Linked DNA regions of Homo sapiens: region 1 is linked to region 2. A link is a loop called in an ENCODE intact Hi-C map of the cell type or tissue named here. Cell type or tissue: endothelial cell of umbilical vein. All regions are shown on one strand. Each heading gives the region's core, and the rest is flanking DNA. Links, peaks and the distances in the headings are about the cores only. Region 1 overlaps KTN1 (kinectin 1). Region 2 overlaps LINC00520 (long intergenic non-protein coding RNA 520).

Region 1 (13,314 bases), core at 9,100-13,099, 210 kb after region 2:
TGTGATTTCACCAACTGAAAGTTGGTTTAAGTATGTCAATTATGTAATTAACATAATTAAAACACAGCACACCATGAACCTTCAAAATTTGTGATTGCAAAGACTGCCTTCCAGACAACAGAAATATGAGGTAAGAGGATGAAAGATGATCAGTTATCAGAACCTAAAATATAGCCACAAGTAGAGGCTCCTATCCTATGGTCATCCTTAGAATCCATGTTTACAACACAATCACCTCAACAGCCATGCAAAGACAGATGTTGCCTTCAACAGACACAGCTGCCATGATCCTACATTTCAAGTTCCATGAAAGGCTTCTGCTTTCCTCACTATTAGAAAATGCCTAAGAGTTAGGGGGAAAAAAGTAAAAGCTATTAAATATCATGTACTAAAAATAGAAAGTAGTCAAATTAAAATTGATGAATTTATTTTAGGTAAATCCAGACAATGTTACTAAAAAATATAGGCACATCAAAAGCCATCCACTATAAACCATTTATTTATTTTATTTTTACTTTTTTTTTTTTTTTTTTTGCTATTGAGTCTTGCTCTGTCGCCCATGCTGGAGTGCAGTGGCACGATCTCAGCTCACTGTAAGCTCCGCCTCCCAGGTTCACACCATTCTCCTGCTTCAGCCTCCTGAGTAGCTGGGACTACAGGCGCCTGCCACCACACCCAGCTAATTTTTTTGTATTTTTGGTAGAGACGGGGTTTCACCATGTTAGCCAGGATGGTCTTGATCTCCTGACCTCATGATCCGCCCACCTCGGCCTCCCAAAGTATTGGGATTACAGGCGTGAGCCACCGCGCCCAGCCGCCAAACCAGTCACTATTAAAAAAAATCACTCCGATACCTTTTTAAATAAAAGGGTTACTAAATCAGGAAAACCCAATACACATTATGGAATGTCTGATTTTGTCAGAACAGTCAATAAAGTAAACAAGCTATCCTTGGAGACAAGATTGATAAATCCTGAACATGGCTGAATACTGGCATAAATTGAAGAATATTTAAAAGGTTAAACAATAATATCCCAAAGTTGACAATTAATGGTTTAGAAAGTATCTTAACAATGTACCAAAAAACTAAGCCTGACCTTACTAACATTTTAATCAATTAAAGATAATCTTGCCAGTTTACAAATGTGTTGAATATGAGGATGAGAACAAAGGGCAAACCAATTAAAGGTTTCAGAACGTAAGATTTGTATTATCCTGTGTTACTCTGAGTTACCTGGTTAGAATAGCAGAAATTCTGACAACTAGTTCAGATAAGCTGGAACACCACATTACTAAGTCTACTACAGACTTAACCACATAATGAGCTGTTCATTTAACTGGTTTTCATCAAAATGGCTCTTGAAAATTACCACTTTTCAAGCAATGACCTTTTTTGGTATTAGTGACTGTTTACCTAAGCACACACAAAATATTCTATAGAGTGAAATTTCAACATTTATGATTTCAGACTCAATGTTTTATTCAACGTAATTATTTCCCATCAGCGTAAATCATATGGAACAGATCTATACTGTACATACAGTACACTGGATGAACCTAGATATGCTTCGTGTACATATGCAGAGCAAGAAAGTCAATGAGCTTCCAGCTCCTACAACTCCGTCTTTTCTGCATGTGTTCTATTTCCCGTGTTGTGAACAACTTGTGTTTGTTATTGCCCTAGTGGTGCTTTTCTGTGCAGACAACTTAAGTGCAGACTGAATGCAAGGTAACTCTGAACTCCAGAAAGCTTGAATTGGTGAAAAAACACAGTACAGAAGAAACAGACTTCCCAAAAAGTGACACTCTACCAACTACACTACCATCCACTATCAAATCTTCTTTCTCCTTTGGCAAATACAATTAGCCTTCATTATACTACATTATATTTTATGTATAAAGTGTATTTACTTTCAACTTGTTTATACCTACACAAATTTGTCTTCATTGTTAGATTAATATTTACCTACGTGTGAAAACTGTTTGGGATGAAATACCGCATCATAATTCCCTACTAAAATTAATGGAAATAGGCTTTCATTTAATAGCTTTTAAATTAGCAGCAGGGTTTTCAAGAATGAATTCAAAACATTGGATATTTGATTTTCAAGTTGGAGACAACAAGCAAAAATATTTCACACAACAATGGATACCAGTCCAAACTCAAAAATGAAAAAAAAAAAAAAAAAACTCTACTCTGCTTGAGTGGGAACAGCAACTCCAAAACAGAACGAAGAAACACAGGATGAGTGAGATCAAGCAGCAAAAGCAAGAATCACATTTCAATGCTTAAAGAGTCTAACTAATTATTATATAATCATAAATTAGTGTGATGCTAATATCAGATGTGTTCTGTAGAGCTGAATAATATTCAACAAGATTAAAAGATTTGTGCAAAGGAAGGGAACAGATCACTGAACTAGAGCACTCAGGATACACTGTGAATACTACTCAGGATACATAAGCTGGGATTCAAAAAACAAGTAAGCCTAAGATAGGTAGAAATGAAGATAACGACTTCCAATAAGGATCCTCCTCCAAATACTTAGTAATAGTGTGAAATATTACTTTTGCACCAACCTTTTGCACGAATATAAAAGGAAATTTAAAAGATATGGCTAAACTCAAAACTAAGATAAACATCGTACTGGGTGAGAAATGCAATAAAAATTCAAAACAGTAACCCATATCTTAAGTGCAGTAGAGGGAAGAAGGAACCAGGAAGATGGCTGGATAGTTCAGTTCCTAAAGGTAACAGCAACAAAACAGAACAAGGTTCATCGCCTGACACCAAGGGGTCAAGATTTGCACAGCTTGTAAAAAGAGAGGTTTCAAAAAAATAAAAAGGTAAAAAAAGAGAGGGGAGGAGAGGGGAGAAAAACAATGACACTGCAAATCCAGAGCTATAACTTTACAGAAGCTCCAAGCCTGGAGAAAAAAAAAAGACAACAAAACATCCAATGTCATAGCAAATTAAAAATTAGTAATTCCTTAATGCAAAGCTAGTGTTCGTTCACGTTCCCCAAGTGCTTTGCAAGTATTTTGTTATTCCTTGACTGGTATATTTCTTGTCTCCTTTCACGTACTATACCTATCTCTTTATTTTTCAGTTTCTTACAATTCTTAGAACTTTTAGTTGGGAAGGGAAAAAAAACCAAGCAGCTAGTCCTAGCGCGTTTCCCAGTGTGAATTTTGTTGATAGTACCCTCACAGTGTTTAACAAGTTTTCTTTTTTTTTTTTTGGGGGGGGGGTGTCTATTTCTGATCAATTAGTAAATTCAAAAATAAGATTAAATTTCAGAGTTTTGATTTGAATGCAAGAGTTGTCAAAATAATGAGTCTGTCCAACATTAAAACCAGTTTTTTTAATCCAAAACATAGCAAGAAATTTAATGAGAAAAAACAATCATATAAAAACACGAATTCACACCAGATGTTTTATGAAATGGTCTGACAAAGATTTTTAAATTTGAACATGTTAAAGAAGGAGATAGAGGTTTTCTAAGTAGCAAAAGGGTTGCCAAACAAAGAGAATTGAAACAGGTGATTATGAAAAAGCAATTCCAAATTTAAAATATGAAAATTATAGATACTGGCATATAGACTCAACAGATACAATACACTCTAGACAAAATAGAAAAATAAAATGGTAAATTGCTAGACAGTAATGAATTCACCTAGTATGAAGCACAGAAAAGAGAAAAAAATGATAGAACAATTAAAAACACGGGATAAACTTAGCCTCCAAGACAGGTCTAGCAAAAGAGAAAAGTGAAAATAAAAGAAGCAATATTTAAAGAGGTGAGAATTTTTCAAAATTAAAGATTTGATTCCTCATACTGTAAGTATACTCTAAGTACAAGCTGTATACATAGAAGTTTGTCCATACATATTCAAAATACCAAGCACAAAGATCTACTTCACAATATATGTGCAAAACAATTTAAGAAAACCACATGCAAACACTGGCATCACTGTGAAATATTTACAAAACACTTAGGATGTCAAATAGGGACTGGAGGAGGGACTTCAAAGTTTATTGAATAACTATCCAAAGTTTCTTTTTCAAAACACTCCTACATACAGTCATCCCTCAGTATGCGCCAAAAATTGGTTTAAGGACACACACAGGTACACCAAAATCTCCCATAGTCAAGTCCCATAGCCCATCTACTCAGGTTTCACCATCCTGCTCCATGTATAAGTGGACCCGTGCAGTTCAAACCCATGTTGTTCAAGGGTCAACTGCAATTATTTTCTTATGACTCTAAAAGTAAGTTGTAGATGCAATCCTCGAAACAACTCCATACTGTCAAAGTATTATTTCAAAGCATCTATAAATAAACACATTTTAGCCCTTAAAAACTGAAATGGTAAGCAGTGGAAATCTTGGAAAAAAGAAAACAGCATAAAGGGGAAGAAACAAAAATCAATTCCAGGGAAAGAACTGTGAGACAACATAAAACTTTTTAAGACAACATGCAAGAACATCTTCATAACCGTGAGGTAGAGAAGAATTTCTTAAACTAGACACAAAGTACAAATTATAAAAGGAAAACACTGATAAATTCAACTACATTAAAATTTTTAACTTTTAATAGAGACACCATAAGAAAGTCAGAAGACAAGCCACAAAGTAGGAAGACATTTATAACACATAATTGGCAAATAATTAGTATTCAGAACATATGAAGAAATCTTGCCACCCAAAAAGATAAACCCAACAGAAAAATGAACAGTCATTTCAGAGAAAAGGAAACTAGTGCCCAGCAAACTCTGAAAATATGTTTTCTCTCATTAATCAGAAATGCAAGGCCAGGTGCAGTGGCTCACGCCTGTAATCACAGCATTTTGGGTGGCCGAGGCGGGCGGATCACCTGAGGTCGGGAGTCCGAGACCAGCCTGAGCAACATGGAGAAACCCTATCTCTACTAAAAATACAAAATTAGCCAGGTGTGGTGGTGCATGCCTGTAATCCCAGCTGAGGCAGGAGAATCGCTTGAACCTGGGAGGCAGAGGTTGCAGTGAGCAGAGATCGCATCATTGCACTCCAGCCTGGGCGACAAGAGCAAAATTCCGTCTCAAAAAAAAAAAAAAAAAAAAAAAAGAAAGAGAGAAAGAAAGAAATGCAAGACATACAATGTATCAATTCACACACAATAGGCTAACTGGTTTTTGCCATTATCATGTATAGGGAAGAATGTGGAGCCATCACACATATACACTGGTGACAGGAATAAACTGGCACATTTATATTGGAAAGAAAACAATTTACACTAACTAGTAAAGTTGAAAATGTCTTGTCTCCTACAATCCAGCAATTCTATTTCTAGCTAGTCATAAGCCCCAAAACTATCTACACTCTAGTCTCAACTCACTAGCGATTAGCATAAAACTTAGGTCTTGACTAGCGTTTTTAGTTTTAATGAAACAGAACAGCATGGAATAGTATACCTGATAATATACTGAGTCATAATTTAAAATGTGTTTCTTATTGTGAGTGGTAACAAAAAGTTTGAAAAAAAACACTATCCTAGAGACACAAGTGCAACAAATAGACCTATGCTATTCAAGGTGTTCATAGCAGCACTGTGTATACTAACAACAAAAATACCTAGAAACCCAATGTCCAACAGGAAACAGGTTGTAAAATATTCATACATGAAGTAGCCAAATGAGTTAGAGCTACATACAACATGGTGAAAGAATATCCTGGGCCGGGCATGGTGGCTCATGCCTGTAATCCCAGCACTTTGGGAGGCCAAGGCGGGTGGATCACAAGGTCAGGAGATCGAGACCAGCCTTGCCAACATGGTGAAACCCCGTCTCTACTAAAAATATAAAAATTAGCTGGACGTGGTGGTGCATGCCTGTAATCCCAGCTACTCAAGAGGCTGATGCAGGAAAATCGCTTGAACCTAGGAGGCAGCGGTTGCAGTCAGCCAAGATCGCGCCACTGCACTCCAGCCTGGGCAACAGAGCGAGACTCCATCTCAAAAAAAAAAAAAAGAATATCCTGATAACAAGGTTGAGGGGAAACAGGAAGTTACAAATAAACTCATACAGAAGGATTCCATTTAGAGTTCAAAAACCAACAAAACAACAAAATAGGGATACAACTAGATCTGGCAAAACTAAAAGAAAAGCAAAGGTAAGAAAGGTAGTGGTTAGAGTGTGGGAAGGGACATAAAGAAATAAAAAGGATTATGTTCTCAAACTGGGTATTAGATACAAGGCTGTTCATTATGTCTTTATATCTTACACGTACTCTTAAAATATTATCTCATACGTATTTTATTTTAAAAGAAAAAATTTAAAGCTGAGAGAAAGGTACACAGGTGTTCAGTACACAGATGTTCATTTTATATTTAATCTTTAAACTGTACATATACATTATACATTCTTATATGTCTGAATCATTTAATAGTGGTTTCAACTTTCAATAAAACAATAAAAAGACAAGTAGGAAGAGATAAATGTAAATCAAAACAAACAAGCAAACAGGCATAAGCTTCCCTGCTTCTTAACTTATACAATTACAATAAAAGCACTGAATAATTGTAGAAAGTTATTCCTACTTTGGAAGAAATTTTCCCCAAAAAGAAAAGTCCTTTAAAATAAGAAATCTATTAAAAATGTTTACAGAAAATATCTAGGTTTGTATGTGTGGTTTTTTTTGTTTTGTTTTGTTTTTACTTATTACAAAGCTACCTTAAGAAATCAGATAAATAAGGCTGGGTGCAGTGGCTCACACCTGTAATCCCAGCACTTTAGGAGGCTGAGGTGGGCAGATCACAAGGTCAAGAGATCGAGACCATCCTGGCCAACATGGTGAAACCCCGTTTCTACTAAAAATACAAAAATTAGCTGGGCGTGGTGATGCATGCCTGTAGTCCCAGCTACTCAAGAGGTTGAGGCAGGAGAATCACTTGAACCTGGGAGGCGGAGGTTGCAGTGAGCAGAGATCGTGCCACTGCACTCCAGCCTGGGCGACAGAGAGACACTCCATCTCAAAAAAAAAAAAAAAAAAAAGAAATCAGATGAATATAGTAACCAAGAATAATAATTAAAGAATCTCTGGCCCAGCATGGTGGCTCATGCCTGTAATCTCAGCACTTTGGGAGGCTAAGGCAGGTGGATCACTTGATTTCAGGAGTTCGAGACCAGCTTGGCCAACAAGATGAAACCCCATCTCTACTAAAAATACAAATATTAGCGAGATTTGGTGGCAGGTGCCTGTAATCCCAGCTACTCAGGAGGCAGTAGAATCGCTTGAGCCCAGGAGGCAGAGGTTGCAGTGAGTCAGAGGTTGCAGTGAGCCAAGATTGTACCACTGCACTCCAGCCTGGGTGACAGAGCGAGACGCCGTTTCAAAAAAAAGAATCTCTTTATACCAAAAGTAGTATGTTATTTTGAATGCTGCCAGGACTTTCTGCTTAAATGAAGGTTACATAACACTGAAAGGATATGAAATATAACTACCAATTTATGCCAGGTAATTAATCCTAAAAGAGCAGACAAAAATTCGGCTTTCATCACTTTACAACTAACTTATATTTATGAATTACTTCTTTTCTCCCCAAAACCTCAGACAAGGTAAATGCCTCGGCTGTATTTTATGTATAATTCCAAGGCTAATCTTGAATGTATAACTGACCTTTGAACACTATGGGTTTAAACTGTGTGGGTCCACTTCATGCAGATTTTTTTTTCGGTAACTATATTGGAAAATTTTTTGGAGACTGCAACAATATGAAAAAAACTCACAGGGAAACCACAGCCTAGAAATATTGAAAAAAATTAAGAAAAATGTCATGAATGCATAAAATATATGTAGATCCCAGTCTATTTCATAATTTACTACCATAAAATATACACAAATAATAAAGTTAAAATTTATCAAAACTTACACAAACCAGACCCTATATGGTTACTGTACATGGTGCCATTTGCAATAGATGGAAATGTAAACAAAGGTCAAGATACAGTACCAAATCACAACTGCATAAAATTAACTGCAGTACATACTGTACCACTGTAATAATTTTGTGGCCACCTCCTGTTGGTATTACTGTGAGCTCAAGTGTCTGAAGTATCCCTGACTCCTATCCATGACTCTAATTATCTCCACATGAGCATTCTGTCCTTCCAGTAACAGTATCACAGTAAAAAGTGATCATAGTTCTCGCATATTTTTCATCATTTTTAGCACAACACTGTAAACCCTGAATAACACCATGAGACCCATGCCAAGTGCCACTAGTAATGCTGGAAGTGCTCCCGAGAAGCAGAGAAAAGTCATGACAAGGAAAAGTTGAATTACTTGATATGTACTTAGACTGAGGTCTGCAGTTACAGTTGCTCACTGTTTCAGACAGATGATTCATCTTACAGATGATATAAACTTATGGTATCAATAAACAGTACAGTATTGTAAATACACAGTCTCTTATGATTTTCTTAGTAGCATTTTCTTTTCTTTAGCTTTATTATAAGAATACAGTATATAATACATATAACGTACAATATACATGTTAATTGACTATTTATGTAATTGGTAAGGTTTCCAGTCAAAAGTAGGGTACTAGTAGTTAAGTTTCTGGAGAGTCAAAAGTTATACAAACATTTCTGACTGTACAGGGTGCTAGTGCCCCTAATTCCCACATTGTCCAAAGGTCAGCTGTATTTTTTACTTGAAAAGTGCTCCAGAATTTTCAAGCTCAGAAATACTTCAAGTTAAAACTAAATCCAATTATTTAGACTAAAAGAAAAAAAAGAGTGAAAGAATTAAGCCACTTTTACAAAAGGATTCAATTTAAACTTAAAATTACAGCAAACATCTAGTCAAACTGGAAGCTATTTAAGAAATGATTCTCCAGCAATAGAGTACCAAGCACAAAGATTATCCAGCACAGCACCTGAAACTGTACCCAGAAATAAGAGCACTAAATACAAGCTTGAGGAATTCCCTTTACAGAAATCATGACATTCAGCCAACCTCAAGAGACCCAGATTATGAAAACTACGTAAAGTAATTACGGAAACATTTCAAATGAACATGACTTCCCAATAAAGTAGGCAAGTACAGGTTGGTGGCACGTAAGTGAATTCAACCTGTGTGGATATTACAGATTTAAGGCAACATCTTCAACGTTCTGCAACATAGCATTCAGAACACTAGGGAGTTTTCAGTGCACAGCTTAGCTTGTCCAAATTTATTTCAAAAGGTAATTAGATCTAAACACAAGCATTCACTAAATTATTTATGTACAGATTCCACTCAGAACACTTACATTACTGATGAACAAGATTAACTGGGACTAAGCACACCCATTTTGCTGAAATTCATGTTTCAAATTGTTTTCCATTCCACTCTCCCAAGAGTAAACCTAAAACCCTTATTCTTAGAGTTTCACTTTATATGGCATACCAAATACCACTCAGTTAGCCATGCTAATAAAGGATGGCAAGTAAAGCAAAAGACTCAATGAGTCCCAATCATTTTCAAGCATCAGACCATCCATTCATTCAAATTGAGCACTAGCTAGGTGTCAGACATATAGTTCACAGCGATGAACAAGACAGTCCCTGCCTCACATTATTTATATTCTTGTAGGTGAGGCAGATACCAAGAAAGAAATAAGCGTATTATAACATCAGGTTGTGACTGATAATGCAATGAATAAAAATAAGGCTGTGACAAAGAATAGGGAGGGTATGCATTTTTAGGTAGGGTCAGAGTTGGCGTTTTCGAGGTAACCATTAAGAAATGTCTATAAGATCACACAAGAGTAACTTATAATGAACATATGCAGGAAATGAAACAGAAAAGTTTCTTGGAAACAAAAGGACGACATTCTATCTACTGCTTTCCATATAACTAAAACATTTTATAGCATGTGGTTTAAGTAGCTTTTACTGTTTTCTCCACTTGAAAAACTTCAAGTCTTTAAATTTAAATCACTAGTTTTAAGAATTAATCTTCTAATTCCTATGGGGGGGAGGGGGATCCTTATAACCTTAATTTAGCTTTGTAATGCCTAACATTAGACAGCTGCACATGGACAGCGTTTTGTTTTCTTCAGAAAGCATTCTTATAAAACAGCTCAACGGGTAAGAATGGGCTCTAAGTCAGAATGCCTCAGTTAAAATTCAGGCTCCTCCTAAAGATATTTGTGTCTTTGAACAAATTATTTGTCTCCCTAGTTTTCACCAAATAGTACCTACCTCATAAGGTTGTTGAGAAGATTAAATATGATATGATATGATAATGCACCTAAAGCATTTAGAGTTTGACAGCAAATATGTACTCCAATGTTAGCTATCACTTATGAGGCAACTACTGAGGTAAGATAATTCCTTAATGAGCCTTAGGCAGGTTAATATAGGTTAAGATCACACATGCAGTAAGTGGTACTGACTAGCAAAACTAAATTCAAGCCCAAGGTCTTCAGGCTCCCTAGTGCCCAAGCTGTTTCCACTACCCCACAGAACATTATGTAATTAAAGAACTGGACAATAAAGAACTTGCATAAAACCTTAGAGTTAATAAGGTCTAAGACCTGTAGGTCTCCTAACTAGTGACTTCCAGCTTATTATACCAGACCAGATTGTTTCCTTAACAACTCAATGACTCATGCATAAGAATAATAATTGTCCCACATTTTCCAGCGAAAATGCAGTGTAACATCATGTCTCCTGATAGACAATGTACACTTACTTGAATTCACATAAGTTCTGAAAACTAATTGTAGATGTTACTCAGAGTCAAAATAAAGAAATAAGGGTAAATAACATTCTCTTCTAGTAATTATAGGCTGCTATGATCCTACGGCCCCTATGGAACCTATTCAAAGTGGAAGCTGTCTTACAGGATCTCTCACTGGATTAACTGACATTCTCCTCCTTTGTAAAAATACATGGGCTGGTGTCTTCAGAAAGCTGTTTCTGGCTAGCAATTACTCTCCTACTCACTTATTTCTATATATCTATCAAACATGAAAATAGAGTCAAAAGGTGTTATTTCTATAAAAATGACATTAAATCCTTTGGAAGGCCTTGATGAATAACTGGAAAAATCTATAAAGATTTTGTACTTGGAGAGTTTCCCAGTGCCTATCTTTTCATTCCACTTTAAAGAAACCAATACTAGAAATCATAGATAATGCTTTTAGAGTACAATCTATGAAAGGAAAATCAGGATAACCTTTATTTTAAGAAAAGAAATCAGTAAAAATAAAAAGGCAAATAAAAGTAAAATCAAATATTTTAAGTGAAAACATTTAAGGTGCACATATATTTTGATTCCTTGCTTTAACCAACTTTTTGAATTAACTAACAAATGGTCCTAATCATGTGGAGTATGTAAGAGGGTCTCCACCACACTCTAACATCATTCCTTCCACCAAGCAGCTCCCAAAGGCTCCATGCCACTTTCTTCCACTCTCTGACCATCCCTGAAAGAGGAAAGGAGCAAACTGAAAACTACATGTATCCAATAATGAGTTATCCATCAAAGGAAGGAATGTGAGATTTTTTTTTTTTTTTTTTTTTTTTTGAGACACAGTCTCACTCTGTCACCCAGGCTGGAGTGCAGTCGCACCATCTCAGCTCACTGCAACCTCCACCTCCCTGGCTCAAGCAATCCTCCCACCTCAGCCTCCCAAGAAGCCGGGACCACAGGCACACGCTACCATGCCTGGCTATTTTTATATTCTTTTTAAAGATGGGGTTTTGCCACGTTGCCCAGGCTGGTCCCAAACTGCTGGGCTCAAGCAATCCACACACCTTGGCCTCCCAAAGTGCTGGCATTACAGATGTGGGTCATCACACCCAGCCAGGATTTAATTATTGTGTTCAACAAATTCTTATTGAGGACCTGCTATGTGCTAGACACTGCTCTGAACTCTTAAAGAGTCATCAATAAAACAGACAAAAAGCCTACCCTCATAGAAGCTATGTAATACTGTGTTTGAGGGTTATGTGGAAGAGACAATAAACACAACCAGGAAATTATATAGTATGACAGAAGGTGACAAATGCTATAAAGAAAACGGAGCAAGGTACAAGAATCAGACGTAGGGGAGTGCAGTTTTAAATAAAATAGGCACATCTTTTTAAGAAACTGACATTTAAAAAGCAAAGACTGGACGGAGACAACAAGCCATGCATGTATCTACAGGGTAACAGCCAGTGTAAAAAACAGCTCTGTTTCCTCCATGGCACTTGTCACCTTCTTGCCAGGAGAAGTAAACAGTATATAATTTCCTCATTGATTGTGTTTATTATCTCTTCCCCTTGCCCTCAAACATACACTATTACACAACTTCTATCAGGGCAGAGCTTTTCGTCTGTTTTGTTTATTGATGGAGCCTAAGCGTTTAGGGCAGTGTCTGATATGTAGCTGCCCTTAGGAAAACCATTGGAGCCAGAGAGAAGTAAGCAGAGGGATGATAGTAGCTAACCTTAGAGGTAAGGGGGAATGAGGAGAGTGGAAGTGTCCAGATTCTGCATGGCCTTAAGGACATAAGAACTTCAGCTTTCACTGTGCATAGAGAAAGTCACTGTAGCATTCTGAGAAGATAAGTAATATGATCCAGTTGTTGTGTTGGAAAGACTGCAGGGAGTTAGGGCAGAGGCAGGGAGATCAGTTAGGAGGCTAATTGCAGAAATCTAGGTAAGAGATAAGAATGGCTTGCACCAGGCTGGTGAGCAGTGGAAGCAGTAAGTACTGATTGGATTCTGGTTATATTTTCAAGATAAGACAGAGCACAGAATGCCAAGTGTGAAAGAAATAAGTCAGGGATGACTCCAACGTTTTTTTACCTGAATGTTTGATGGAAACATCAAACATCAAACATGTTTGAGGAAAAATACGGAAATTTAGTTGGAGTTGACTACTGCACATCCAAGTGGATAGGCCTAACAGCACATGTGGAAAGTCTGGGTTGGAGATATAAATATGGGAGCCATCAGCATATAGGTATTTAAAACCATGACACTGGATAAGATTGTCAGAGGAATATAAAAAGAAAAGTGAAACAAGGACTGAGCATGTCAAGTTTAAGAGTAGAAGATGTAAGATAGAATGAACAAAGCAATTAGGAAGGAGAAAGCCCAAAAAGCAGAATGTCCTGGAAGAAGAGTGCAAACAAATTACATTTAGTGTACAAATCACTTTGCTGAAACCAGATTTAAGTTACGGAAGAGTTCTTAATCTCCCTGTAGTAGCTAGGACGATTCGTAAAATACTAAATCATAACTTTTTTTAGGGTATGTCTTCTACATTTCCGAGGAATATTATATTTCCTATCA
Region 2 (15,087 bases), core at 3,666-7,665:
TTAGACCTCTTTTTCTTTATAAATTACCCAGTCTTGGGTATATCTTTATTAGCAGCATGAGAACTAATACAAATGTGTTACCCTTTTCTCTTGTTAATCTGTCTTTTGTTATAGGAGTGTCAGTCATGAACCTTGCAATAGATGAGGAAAGTATATTACTTTTCTCTCCTACAGTGGGTTTTAGTATAGTTACAGAGTGGTGCAACCATTATCACTATCTAATTCTAGAACATTTTTATTATACCAGAAAAGAAACCCATACCCATTAGCAGTCACTCTCTACTCCCTCTGCCCCGCAGCCTGTGGCAACCACTAATCTACTTTCTGTCTCTATGAATTGGTGTATTCTGGACATCTCATATAAATGGAATCATACAATATGTGGCCTTTTGTGTCTAGCTTATTTTACTTATAATATTGACAAATCTGTTTTAAAGTTCATGGAGCTCTACAGATGAATTCACAAAGTTAAAAGGCAAACACATGCAGTTTTATTTAAATACCAATAAGCAACAGAGCAAGGCAATGAATGGGAAGTACTAGCATATGTGTTTTTTAATTCAATTTTACAATGTTTGTTGAGTGCCTGTTTATACAACAGACACAAAACAGACAAAATCCCTGTCCTCATAAAACTTATATCAAGGTGGAGAGAAAAGACAAAAAACAAACATAATCAAATAATAATAGCGCATTAGAAGGTTTTAATGACTGTGAGGAAGAAAGATGAAACAAGTGTGGGGTGTTGTGGATGCTAGAGGAGACCTTCTGAATGCATTGCTCTTCTCCTCCCCTGCCCCCCACCTCTCTCTCATAAAATGTCCATGATTCTGATGCCTGACAGCAAGGGTACTCCTGAGTCCCTGTGCCATTGTCTACCTCTGAAGTTTAGTGGCATCTTTACTACCATAACACTAGACCAGCAGGCAACAGCTCTCAGTCATTATATGATAGGTTCATCTTCCTCTCCCAGGCCAGAGTCCCTTCCTCTCTGAAATTCTGAGCTGAAAAGCAGAGAGGGAAGAGGTACCTCATCCTTCTCTCCCAGATCTCTTCTTTCCCTTCAGAGCAGCAGTGAAATTGCTACCCTGCCACTCGCCCCCTACACACAGCCCAGGGTAGAAGTGCTCTGCTCCATCCTCCACCCTCTACACACCTCCTCATTCTGTCCCTGCAGCTGTCCCCACATTGACATACATTAAACAATGACCTGCAGGGTTTCTTGACAAACATGTCAAGGCACAATATTTGCCTTGGTCTGAAGCTTCCTGGAGCCTGGTGAGTTTCCCTTAGCCTCCACATCCTGCCATTTCGCAAATTATTGTCAACTTCAGCTCCTCTACCACTGTTGCTGCTGTTAAAAACACCAAACTTTTTTTAAATCCAGCACTTATCCTTATAACTAGAAACATTCCAATGTTTCCTCATAGGTAACTTCACCATCTCTAACACCATCGAGAATTATTACACCATAAAAACCCACACCTACGTGTGCAGATGGTACCAACAGGAAGCCCAATTTTCTTCCACCAAAGTTGTATACATAATTATGTTTTTCTGGCTTTTTCTTACTATAAAAGTACTACGTATCATTAGAGAGAAAAACAGAAAATACAAATGAGAAAAAGTAAAATCACCCCGTGTAGTGGATAGTCACTAAGACAGCCCCCAGTGACACTTCTTTCCCAGCATTTATGTCCTTCTGTAAGCTCCTCCCCTTGCCTGGGGCTGGACCTAGTGACTCACTTCTAAGGAACACAATACACAAAAAGCAATGGGTGTCATTTCTAAGATTAGGTGTGCAGAAAAGAGTTAACATAGCAGGCCTGAGACTGTTCTCCTTAGACAGTCCTGCTTTCAAGACTGGCCTTTGCATTTCATGAGAAAGGGTTCCCCCCATGCCCTGATAAGAAGGACTCACTTTCTGCCTAAGCTATTTGTGCCAACAATAGTTATGTTGAACATCAGCCTTCCTTCTGGAAATCTAGAATATGGGTATGTGCTAGACATCAGGTGTCAATGTGACTAACCCACAATAAAAACCCTGGGAATTGGGTCTTCCATGAGGTTGTCTAGTGACAAACATCTCATACGTGTTTCAGCTCACTGCTAGGGGAGTAAAGTTTGTCCTGTGTGACTGCACTGTCAGAGGACTTGGAAGCTTGTGCCTGGTTCCCTCTGGTCTTTACCTCATGCACCTTTTTCCTTTGCTGATTTTGCTTTATCTTTTCTCGGTAATAAATCACAGCCATGAGTATGACTATGTGCTGAGTCCTGTGAGTCCTCCTACTGAATCATCAAAGCCAGGGGGTGAGTGTTGTGGACCCCCAACACATTAGACTACTAAAAAGCCTATGACCTTTCCCTCTCTCTCTCCCCACCACTTTTTCTCTCACATACACACACAGAACTTGCTGCCATGTTGGAAGTAGCCTTATTGACAGGCTCACATGGCAAGGAACTAACATCTCTTGCCCATAGCCAACAGCCAGTACCTGAGCTACCGAAGTGTAGAAGCACAGCCTTTCCCAGTTAAGCCTTAAGCTAAGACCCAGATCAAGGGTCTTGACCACCTTGACTGCAGCCTTGTGAGAGGCCCCAAGACAACTAAGCCACACTCACATTCCTGCCCCACACAAACTGTGAAATAATAAATGTTTGTTGTGTTAAGCTGCTAAATTCTAGGATAATTTCTTACACAGGAATAGTTAACTAATAAACTCTTCACCTAGAGGTCATTATTGCTTATATCTTAGGGCACATCTCAAGGGTTTTCTACACCCATCTATAGGTAGAATAAGTGTTCTAGTTGACACTGAATTTCTTTTTTGTTGTTATTAACACTATTGGTAAAAAGCAAAAGCATAGGGGAACGATATAGTATTTTCCTTTATTATCACAAGAAGTTTTGCATTCCAGAATGATAGCTGATATTTCTTTTTGAGTCAGGTTGTCCTTTTGTTTGGGGGAGTAAGAGGTGTGGCAAGAAAAAGATCTCTTTCATGGCCTTTTCTGAAATCCCATTCTGAAACGAGGAGGTTTCACACACTAGGTTAAATCACTCAGCACAATTAATGTAAATGTAACTATCCTTCATGTGGGTGGAATTCATTTCTACAAATTGTGTTTCCTTTTAGGGAAGCTGTTTTTCCCTCTTTGGGGTCTCAGAGAGATTGGTGGCAAGGACTCCTGGGAAGAGAAAAGCTGAAGGACACTCTGGCAAGAGGTAATAAGTTAGTCCTTGCAAAATGGCCATGGGCTGGATGACAAGGAAAGAAGCAGCCATTACAGGACACAGTGGGTGAAACTGACACAAGCTTAAGTTTTCTAGGAGCAAATGTATCTCATAATCAATTTTAAGTTTTTTTTTTGTTCGCAATTTCCATATATTATACCCAAGCACTCAGCAAAGTTGCATTATACATCACAGCTCAGTCTAACCTGCATTTGGAGAATTAACCCATTGTCCATGTTTCTGCAAAGCCTCATGAAGAGAGATATTAAGGGAACAAGAGGTGCCCTGCAAAGAGATGAAGCTCCAGGCTAAGGTAATGAGACACAGGGAAGGGGAATCTTCTAGAAGAAAGAATATCATGCAATCAAACTAGATGGGGAATAGAGCCACAGGATATGAATACTAAAAACAAGTGTAGCCTCTTGTTGCTAGAGGAAGCTAGAAAATCAAAGTTGCACATGCTTGTTTTTTGTAACAAATTACAGTCAGGCTGAATGTACTATTTATGGCCTGCTTAACTGACTTAACAATATATTGTATCATTAAAAATTCTGCTACAACTCAGTTTGTACTGGCTGCTAATTATTCTGTTGTATGGAAAAACTATAATTTATTTTACCAATATTCTATTATTGGACATGTAAGTCATTTCTAATTTTCATTGTTATTGTAAACAATGCTACAATGAACATCCTTATAGCTAAATCTCTGTTCAAAACTGTAATTATATCTTTAGAATACATTGCTAGAAATGGCATTGTTACATCAAAAAATACGCACTTTTAGTGTTTAAAGAATTTTTCCAAATTTTCTTTCAGAAAAATTATGCCAGTTCAAACTCCTGCCAACAGGAGACAAGAAGTGCTTTGCCCCACCACTTAGCCAAAACTAGATATTATCTTTTTATCATTCTTACAACACATGCATGTTCTTATGCTTGCTTAAACACACTATAAGAGATTTATAATTGAAAATTACTTTTTTGTTTGGTTTATATGTGTGTTGTCAGGTACAAAACTCATACCACTCACGGCACAATAGCTAGTAAGTCAAGAGACAAGGTGCTGGGGGAAGCAAAACGACTATTTCAATGGCCAACAAACCAAGAAGATGGCAGACTAGTGTTGTAAAGAACCATCTTTAAAGGCATGAATCTCGGCCAGGCGCAGTGGCTCACACCTGTAATCCCAGCATTTTGGGAGCCCAAGGCGGGGGAATCATGAGGTCAGGAGTTTGACAGCAGCCTGGTCAATATGGTGAAACCCCATCTCTACTAAAAATACAAAAATTAGCTGGGCATGGTGGCACATGCCTGCAATCCCAGCTACTCAGGAGGCTGAGGCAGGAGAATTGCTTAACCTAGGAGGTGGAGGTTGTAGTGAGCCGAGATCGTGCCACTGCACTCCAGCCTGGGCAACAGAGCAAGACTCCATCTTGAAAAAATGAAAATAAAGGCATGAATCTCAAGCTTGTTTTTATATTGGGGAAAGGGAAACAAGGAGGAGGTTAGGGGTTGAGGTCAGGCAGTAACAAGTGACCACAGACATCCAGGCATCAGCAGGAGTCCAAAGGGTTGCAAAACATCTTGTCCTTGGTCAGGTCACAAGGCTCCTGTACATTTTTAATACAACATGGTTATTAGTGTGTATACCCTCCTTATCTCCTCAGGGGTTAGTTTTGGGAAGGGACTGTTATCACCTTTGCTTTAAATTAAACTATAAACTAAATTTCTACCAGAGTTACCTCGGCCTGCATGCAGAAATGAGAAAAGGCAGTTAGCTTGTGAGGTTAGAAGCAAGATGGAGTCAACTATGTTAGATTTCTCTTCACTGTTACATGTGCAGCTCCACCATAAACAATAAAGGTCATTCTAGGCAGCTGTCCAAAGTAATGCAGCAGGCAAACAAGAAAGTCACAGAACTGGCAGCATCTTGCCACATACAGCTCCCTTCAGTAGCCCTTTCTGAGGTTAGTAACAACATAGGTAATACTGACTATAAAAGCTCCCTTCTTTTGCATTTAATATTTATAACTTATTCATACCCAGGTTTAAAAAAAAAAAAAGTTTTTGTTTTGCCTAAAAATGGATACAACATAAGTTTTACAGAACTGAAAAAGGAAAAGAAAATGCTTTTCTAGCCAAGAAGTGACTTCTGCTATTGGCAGGTAGATAAATTTGTTTATAAAACAAGGCTTTTGTAACAAAAGAACCAGAAGGAAAATCTCCCATTTTTATCTCATTGTCCTTCTGAGATTTGTCCTCTGCTCTTTCGCCATGTTCTATCACTGTAAAAACTTCCCTAATAAGCAGCTTTGGGGAGAAAGCGAGAGATCCTAGATAAGGAACAGTGTCAGAATGGCTGGATTTCATCATTTCCTCAATTACTAATGATCCTCATTCTTTGTACAGGAAATGTAGACTGTGCTCAAGTATAAAAGGTCATTAATATGAGAACATTTAAAAAAAAAAAGGTCAATTCTGTAAAAAATGCATTGAATGGGTAAGTACCTTGTTGGAGTACAGAAGGGAAGAGGAGGGGTGACAAAGAATGAGGAATAGTCAGGCTCCTCCTCAGGGAGCTTCCAGTCACGCAGCACAGGGTCAACACACACACACACACACACACACACACACACACACACACACACAAGCCAGCAGCACCTGCCCAAGCGTAGAAGCTGAACAGAGGTGTGAGAAACCATGTGAGCAAGAGCAGACAGGAATGAAAGAGTGACTGAGAATAAGGACAGACTCAGGGGAGGTGGCGTGTGATCCCACCTTGGAGAGGAGAGAAACGTTACAAGAGGAGGAGACTGGAGCTTTGACAGGCAGAGAAAACAACCGAAGCCAAGGAACCAAGTGTGCAAATTGGCTTTAGTCTGTTTTGTGCTGTTATAGCAGACTACCACAGACTGGGTAATTTATAATGAACAGAAATTTATTTCTCACAATGCTAGAGGCTGGGAAGTCCAAGAACAAGGGGCTGCCCTCTGGCAGGGGCCTTCTTTCTGCCTCAAAACGTGGTAGAAGTTATGAGGAAAAGGAGCCAAACTCCCTGTTTTATTACAAACCCACTCTCCCACAGTAATGAATCCACTCCTGTGACAATGGCATTCACCCATTCACTCTGCCCTCATGGCCGAATCACATCTCATTAGGCCACACCACCCAACACTGCTGCGTCGGCAGTTAAGTTTCCAACATGCACTTTTTGGGGGATACAGTCAAACCATAGCAGGACACATAAGCCGTAGATTTCGCCCATGGAGAGAGAGAGAGTGGAGGCGAGGTTAAAAAGGTTAGGCGCTGTGACTACCGGCCTGACATGCAGTGCTAAGGAGCATGAACCTGACTCTGTAGACCACTGTTTTCCAAACTTGTGATCACACACTCCATTCATTTAAAAAATCTCTAAGTACATAACGCTAATATGGGTATTTGTGTTTATTTACTTAGAAATTATATATCTGATTCACTACATTAATGTGTCATACTATCTTATGAAAGATAAAAATATATATTAACTTAAAAGGAGGATTTTAAGTTTAAATGCCTTGCTGGTTGCGATGGCCTCATATTGGCAGAGGCACATCCTCAAAGCACAATGTACATTTACCTAGCAAAACTTTTATTTAACATCTGCATTTCAAACAGTCTTCTTCACAACTTTGAATTTGTTTAGCCAACTGCTTGGCAGGGCTCCATAGATTGTCATTGCTGTTACCTCATAAACCAGCTGACCAAGGGCTTGAACCAGACTTAGCTTCTTGTTTGTTTGCACTTCAACACTAGTATCTTCTTCAGTCCTTGAAGCAATTTTAAGCCCCTTGTCCATTTTACTAGAGTTTAGTTAAAACTAGATACTAAAAACTTATCCCTGGGCTCATGTCCATTGCGGCATAAGGATGAATTCCACTGGCACCCTCTTTGCACTTTGGTGAAGCTTTGGCTCCTCTGCAGGCTGTGCTCTGTCGCCTAAGCTGCAGTGCAATAGCTCACTGCAGGCCTGACCTTCTGGGCTCAAGTAATCCTCTCCCCTCAGCCTGCAAAGTAGCTGGGACTACAGGCATAGGCCACCATGCCCAGCTGATTTCTTTTATCTTTAGTAGAGATGAGGTCTCGCTATGTTGCCCAGGCTGGTCTGGAACTCCTGAGCTCAAACCACCCTTCTGCCTCAGCCTCCCAAAGTGCTGGGACTGCAGCTGTGAGTCACTGCACCCGGCCTCCATCTTTTTTAACATCGGAATATACATAGTTCCAAAATTTCCCTCCTGTCCACCTCTTGCAGACTACCTAATGTGTGTGTCTGCATACTGGAAGCCAGTCACCAGCATAGAGAATGGAAAGCCCTGGTACAATTTAATAGAGAAAACAGCAGCTTCCAATCTGTATTTCAGGAAAGTCTCTCTGTCATGGATGGACTGGGGCTACCATGGGTAATGTATTTAAGAAATGATCACTTTAGGCTGGGCGCAGTGGCTCACACCTGTAATCCCAGCACTTTGGGAGAACGAGGCGGGTGGATCATGAGGTCAGGAGATCAAGACCATCCTAGCTAACACGGTGAAGCCCCGTCTCTACTAAAAATACAAAAAATTAGCTGGGCGTGGTGGTAGGCACCTGTATTCCCAGCTACTTGGGAGGCTGAGGCAGGAGAATGGCGTAAACCCGGGAGGCAGAGCTTGCAGTGAGCCGAGATTGCGCCACTGCACTCCAGCCTGGCGACAGAGCCAGACTCCGTCTTAAAAAAAAAAAAAAAAGAAAGAAAGAAATGATTACTTTAACCCAGGCTGGAGACACAAGGAGTGGAACCTGGGTTGCACACAGGAAGACTGAGAGCTCCAGAGTTTTGGAGGAGGAGGTGGAATTAGATTTGAATACTTCCAGAGGAGGCCAGCTTCTCAGCCCACCAGAGTCCATGTCCCTCCCTACTGTGTCACACCCCCTTTTCATCATTATATTTGTTCTCTGGCCTCTCCAGGCATCAGAGTCAAAGCTCTACACAAGGACAGTGGCTGTGATGGTTAAAGGAAGGGCTGGATGTGAAAATAGCTGATGGAGGAGTCAGAGAGCCTGGCAAGTGATTGTTGAGATGAAAAGAAATGAAAATGCCAAGATCCCCAGCCTGTTACTGGAAGGAAAGTGACTCCATTAATCCCTTCAGAAGGAGCAGGTTCTGCTTAGAGGATTGGTGTGAAAATAAGGTTATTATTTGACATATTGAGTTGAAAACATCTGCGGAACATGAACAAAGAAATGCCTTAAAGCCTGTAATCCCAGCACTTTGGGAGGCCGAGGCAGGAGGATCATGAGGTCAGGAGATCGAAACCATCTTGGCTAACACAGTGAAACCCTGTCCCTACTAAAAATACAAAAAAAAAAATTAATTAACCAGGCATGGTGGTGGGTGCCTGTAGTCCCAGCTACTCAGGAGGCTGAGGCAGGAGAATGGCGTGAACCCGGGAGGCGGAGCTTGCAGTGAGCCAAGATCACACCACTGCACTCCAGCCTGGGCAACAGAGTGAGACTCCATCACAAAAAACAAACAAACAAAAAATGTCTAAAAGGAAAGTGGTAATATAACCTACAGCAGTGTACTGGGTTGAATAAGGTCCCCCCAAAATGGATATGTACCTGGCACCTCAGAAAGTGATCTTACTTGGAAATGGACTTATCAAACTTATACATCTGATAAGAAGCATTTACCATCTACTCTCCCTGAAGCCTGCTACCTGGAGGCCTTACTTGCATGACAAAACCTTGGTCTCGCAACCCATCATCTTAACCCAGACATTCCTAAGTCTTTAAACAATAACTTAACTCTTTCAACCAATCATCAATCAGAAAATCTTTGAATCCACCTATGACCTGGAAGCTTCCATTTGTCCCCCCTTTCTGGACAAAACCAATGTATATCTTAAGTGTATTTGATGTCTCATGTCTCCCTAAAATGTATAAAACCAAGCTGTACCTTGACCACCTTGGACACATGTTCTCAGGATCTCTTGAGGGCTGTGTTATGAGCCATTTGTCTCTTGTATTTGGCTCAGAATACATCTCTTCTACCATTTTACAGAGTTTGACTCTTTTGGTCAACAGAGTGATGCATCTACAAACCAGAGTGCCAAGAATCGCAGGCAACCAGCAGAAGCTAGAATTTTAGGCAAGGAAAGATCTTCCCCCAGAGCCCTCAGAGGGACCATAGCTGGCCAACACCTTGATTTCAGACTTCTAGCATTCAGAACTGTAGAGAAAACATTTCTGTTGTTGTGAGCCTCCCAGTTTGTGGTACTCTGTTACAGCAGCCTTAGGAAATGAATATAGATTCCCAGTTAGGGTCCCACTTAAGAGCTGAAGCTGTAGGAGGTACGCAGTCTCCCTGGAAGAAGACCCGTGGGGTGGGGGGATCCAAGCCAGAGTTGGGGGAGAAAGAGCCATGTGTGAGAAACAAGATGAAAAACCAGGCTGGACACTGGACAAGGGATCAGGAAACAGCAATGAGCCCTTGGTTTGAGGAGAGCAGGGAGGAAGGAGAGGGTGGTGAGATGGGAAGCAGTGTCGTGAAGTCAATGCAGGAGAATTTTGAACAGAGATGAGGTAGCAAATGGAGACAGATGCTCCCAAAATATAGAATAAGAAATGAGAGAAATTCCTAAGAGGCAGGTGATCAATGCACATTTCATACCACCATATTCCAAAGAAAAGAAACTTCGAATGCCAAAAAGGTCAAGTGACCCCCTCTATATCCATTAGACAGGTGTTAGGCCTAAGATACATTATGTGAAAAAACTAAGCTCCAAGACGATATAGAGAAAATCAAGTAAAATACATCAAACTATTTAAATGTTTATCACTAGGGGAGATTTTCATATTCTGCATCATAACGTTTGGATGAAACATATGATCTAAAACGTTTGATTTTTTTTCTTTACAATAAGCAGTTGTTACTTTTAAGCAGAAAAAGAGAAGGACTAAAAAGAGAACAGGATAGAAACCAGCATGTGCAGTCTCATTATAAGATGGCAAACCTCTCTGTGGGTATATGGATAAAAAGAGATCTTAAAGGATGCCAAAATGTTTAAGTGTTTGATCCAGGAAATGTTTTTCTGTGTATTTTCTTTTTTCTGTGTATTTTGTCCTTTTCTCTTTTGTTTTCCTCTTTTAAGTTGAGTATAATATGATTTTCTCCAAAAATAAGGTCATTGGCATTCAACTCTAAAAATAAAGCCCTCTTATTCTCTGGTTATTTTTTTCTTGACCTCAGCCAACATCATCAAATGGATGAACAATTATAAAACTGAAGTTCGTCTTTGGTGCTTTTAATACTTTTCCTATGATAAAGCTTTTAATCTATTCCTAAAGGACCCAAGCGAGGCAAACGATCCATCCATGCAACACAAGCACATTCTGGATGCTGTCACTCTGGCAAAATTTATCCTAAAATTATGTGACCTCTAACTGTGCAGGGCAGGCAAAAATGTCCTGGCTCTTACTTTCTCATTCACAGTTCCATTCAGCTCCTCTCTTTCTCTACTATTTTGAAGTATTTCACTCCTACCCACTTGAAACATGAGCTAATTTTGTACTAACAACTATATTTTCTGCAGTTTGTTTAAGTTTTTCCCTTATTGGCAAATCTTGCACACACACAGATGCATAAACGTCTTTGTTTCTTCAACCACATTCAACTTTTATTATATCCAATTTTCTTTCCAAAAAAAAAAAATGTGCTTAACTAGAGGCAGTTACTACATTTTTATTACTCTTTGGGCTTCTTTTCATGAGCAATTGTACAAATCTTTCCCAAAGTACTTCGCCCCTCTAAGAGGAGTCCTTATATTCTAGGCAGACACGCTTAGCGAAGGAAGCATGTGGAAAGAAAGGCCAAGCGCTAAGGTTAAGACGTGGTGCAGGAGGGCAGAGAAGGAGAGCTTATAGAGCAGGTTCAGGATGCAGCTTCACCTGTTCTTCATTATTGCTAAAAACTGTGTATTCATTGTAAAAATAAGTATAGGCCCTTCTAAGATGTTCTTCTAAAAGTGCAAACATTTAATCTTGTGCCACCTCCTGTAATGTCCTTAGTAGGGAACAACATCATCTCTTGTGGTATTCCTGCCAAAAATGAATAACCTAAATTGAATCAAGAGGAGACATCAGACAAACCCAAACTGGCGTTCATCCTACAAAACAGCCAGTTAGTACTCTTCAAAAGCATCAGTCTTAAAAAAACAACACAGAGGGGCTGTTCCAGGTTAAAGGATGCTGGGAAAAAAATATGGCAACTAAATGTAATATGGGATCCCGGATGGGATCCTGAACCAGAAAAAAGGATATCTGTGGGATAACTGAAGAAATTTGAATGATTAAATTTGAAATCAAATTTTAATTGAATTCCACAGAATTAATCTGTAATTTGTTTCATGTTAATGTTAATTTTCTGGTTTTGATCACTGAGCTGGGTTTTTTACTTTTATTTTAGGTTCGGAGGTACATGTGCAGGTTTGTTATATAGGTAAACTCGTATCACAGACATTTATTGTACAGATTATTTCACCACCTTTGTACTAAGCCTAGTACCCAATAGTTATTTTTTCTGCTCCTCTCCAACCTTAAGTAGAGCCCAGTGTCTGTTGTTCCCTTCTTTGTGTTCATAAGTTCTCATCATTTAGCTCCCACTTGTAAGTGAGAACACATGGTATTTGGTTTACTGTTCCTGCATTAGTTTGCTAAGGACAATGGCCTCCAGCTCCATCCATGTTCCCGCAAAAGACATGACCTCATTTTTTCTGGCTGCATAGTATTGCATGGTGTATATGTACCATATTTTCTTTACCCAATCTGTCATTGATGGGCATTTATGTTGATTCCATGTCTTTGCTATTGTGAATAGTGCTGCAGTGAACATATGCATGCACATGTCAATATGGTGGAAAGATTTGTATTTCTCTGGGTATATACCCTGTAATGGGATTGCTGGGTCAAATGGTAGTTCTGTTTTTAGCTTTTTGAGGAATCATCATACTGCTTTCCACAATGGTTGAACTAATTTACACTCCTGCCAAGTGTCTAAGTGTTCCCTTTTCTCTGCAACTTTGCCAGCATCTGTTATTTTTTTACTTTTTCGTAGCCATTCTGATTGGTGTGAGATGGTATCTCTTTTTTATTTTGATTTGCATTTTTCTAATGATCAGTGATATTGAGTTTTTTCATATGCTTGTTGGCTGCATATGTGTCTTCTTTGGAAAAGTATCTGTTCTTATCCTTTGCCCACTTTTTAATGGGGTTGTTTTTCTCTTGTAAATTTGTTTTTAAGTTCCTTATAGTTTCTGGATATTAGACCTTTGTCAGATACATAATTTGCAAACATTTTCTCCCATTCTGTAGGCTGTTTAATCTGTTGATAGTTTCCTTCACTGTGCAGCTCTTAAGTTTAATTAGATCCCATTTGTCAATTTTTGCTTTTGATGTCATCATGAAATCTTTGTCCATTCCTATGTCCAGGATGGTATTGCTTAGGTCGACTTCCAGGATTTTTATAGTTTGCGGTTTTACATTTAAGTATTTAATTCATCTTGAGTAGATTTTTGTATATGGTGTAAGGAAGGGATCCAGTTTTGATCTTCTACATATGGCTAGCCAGTTATCCTTGCACCATTTATTGAATAGACAGCCTTTTCCCCATGACTTGTTTTTGTCAGCTTTGTCAAAGATCAGATGATCATAGATGTGTGGCATTATTTCTGGGCTCTCTGTTCTGTTCCATTGGTCTATGTACCTGTTTTGGTACCAGTATCATGCTGTTTTGGTTACTGTAGCCCTGCAGTATAGTTTGAAGTTGGGTAATGTGATGTCTCCAGCTTTGTTTTTTTGCTTAGGATTGCCTAGGCTATTCGAGTTTTTTGGTTCCAAGTGAATTTTAAAATAGTTTTCTTACTAGTTCTGTGAAGAATGTCATTAGCAGTTTGATAGGAATAGCATTGAATCTGTAAATTGCTTTGGGAAGTATGGCCACTTTAATATTGACTCTTCCTATCCATGAGCATGGGATGTTTTTCCCTTTGTTTGAATCATCTCTGATTTCTTTGAGCAATGGTTTGTAATTCTCATTGTAAAGTTCTTTCCTATCAATGTTAGTTTTCTGGTTTTGATCATAGAATTGGTTTCTGAGAGGTTAATATTTGAAGAAGCTGAGCAACATATATAAGAAAGTCCTTGTACTATTTTTATAACTTTATATGCCAGAAATGTTTTTAATCTATTTACTTTACAGAATGAAATTATTTCAAATAAAAAGTGAAAAAATTATTCATGATACAAAGGCTAATTAAATGAGAGAGACTAGCTTCCTTTTCTATTCCCCTTTCTTTCCTCTTCAAGGTACCACCTCTCACTGGCTGCCCAAGCAAGATTCTATGGCTTGGAATAATTCTCAGCGACTCACTCATCAAAGGGCATCTATCTAGAAGCCCTGCTCCTTCAGGGACATCTGAGGTTGATGAGCTGATCCAATAAGCCATCAGAGCTGGAATAGTAGTAGTTAACAATGGCTCTCTGCACTCTTTTTAAATAACTTTGCTTTTCAGGCCAAGGTGAGAGCCTCGTGGGAATTTCACAAATTTTATAGAAGCAGAGGAGTGCTATTTGAGCAAGGGGCGGATAACACCTACAATCCACTCAGGATTTCCAAGCATAGCCGGATGCAGAAGTACTCATACTTCACTACAGAATCACCTGGGGAGCTTTTAACCTTCTGATTCTAGTGTTTCCCTCTGGCAGATGGAGACAGAAACTTGACTGGGCTCAGGAATATGTGTTTTTAAAATTCTCCAGAAGATTTTAATGCAGTACAAGTAAGAAGACAGGACTGCAATTCACAAGAACAGTATATCCTGGTGATTCCTCAGAACAGAACAGACTCAAAAAAAAAAAAAAAAGAAGAAGACAAAAACAAAGATAACATGAAACCAGATTCCACAACCATGTTTCAAGTGACCTATGTGAGTCAGGCCCATGAGACACATACTACACCAGTTTCAGTGAAGCCTCACAAAATTTAGGGGGGTAGAGGAAAGGGTCCTATGCCCATTTCATAGATGAACAAACTAAGGACTTAATAGATTTCAACAATTTGTTCAAAGTCTCTACCTTAAAGGATTTTGGGGTTCTGGTTTTTGTTTTTACCTGCCCTGGTAACTCTTCTAAGAATGAGCCAAGAAGAAGACAACCTTCTAAGATACTTTTCCTGCCCTCCAAGGGCTGTGGAGAATCTGATAGGGTTGGAGCTGCCCTCTCCTCTTCCCAGAGACACTGCCCCACAATCCCATCAAGTCTGACTGGTACCAACGACTCCAGGGGGCCTCTGCCTTCAGAACTGTATAGGCCTGTGTGGGCACCAGTCTTTACATCCATGTTCCCTCTCCCTCGAGGACCCAGGTTGACCTGTCCAAGAGCTCTCTCATCATGCTGAATTTTGGTGACAGCATAGGGTGAGCCTGTGGATTCTACAGCTCAGCAAACCTCCAGCCAAGTAGTTTCCCTTCATATGGTTCCCCAGTCTTTACATGTGGCATCCAAGAAGGGAAAGTATCCCCTCTCCCTTGATGAGATGTCAGCCCCTCACCACACATGGCCTGGGTGCTAGGAGGACCCATACGGGCTAGGGAGGGGCCACTGGGAGGGGAATGTGTAGGGGGCAGACCCCATCTAGCTGCTTCTTGATGAGCCTGGCATGGAGTGTTTGATCCAAATCTTGACAGCACATTGGTGGCTGTTGTCACTGTGTGGCAGGACTTGCAGTTGAGCTTCTTGTGCCTTGGACTTCTTGTGACTTGGACCTCAGCCTCCATTGAAG

Evidence for each region. A loop is a pair of places that touch in the nucleus more often than their neighbours do. Peaks named below come from ENCODE experiments on the same cell type or tissue, not always from the same donor. Only the 100,000 strongest peaks of a DNase experiment are listed, where the experiment ranks them.
Region 1: it touches region 2 in a loop (2.4-fold over the local background); 2 of 110 quality-filtered maps call a loop at or near these places.

The regions. Positions count from the first base shown.
Region 1 is chr14:55,583,375-55,596,688 of GRCh38, reverse strand. The region is part of intron 1 of KTN1 (kinectin 1); the gene reads right to left. Among named protein-coding and RNA genes, the nearest start is that of KTN1, 9.8 kb to the right of the region's middle. In endothelial cell of umbilical vein, for the core only: no CTCF peak of the experiment used is centred there; a DNase peak (open chromatin) is centred at 10,658.
Region 2 is chr14:55,781,507-55,796,593 of GRCh38, reverse strand. LINC00520 (long intergenic non-protein coding RNA 520) reads left to right here. Exons shown (of 3, transcript NR_026797.1): 2 at 3,138-3,226; 3 at 13,614-15,087. Among named protein-coding and RNA genes, the nearest start is that of LINC00520, 7.6 kb to the left of the region's middle. In endothelial cell of umbilical vein, for the core only: no CTCF peak of the experiment used is centred there; DNase peaks (open chromatin) are centred at 5,103 and 5,593; H3K27ac peaks cover 1,770 bases.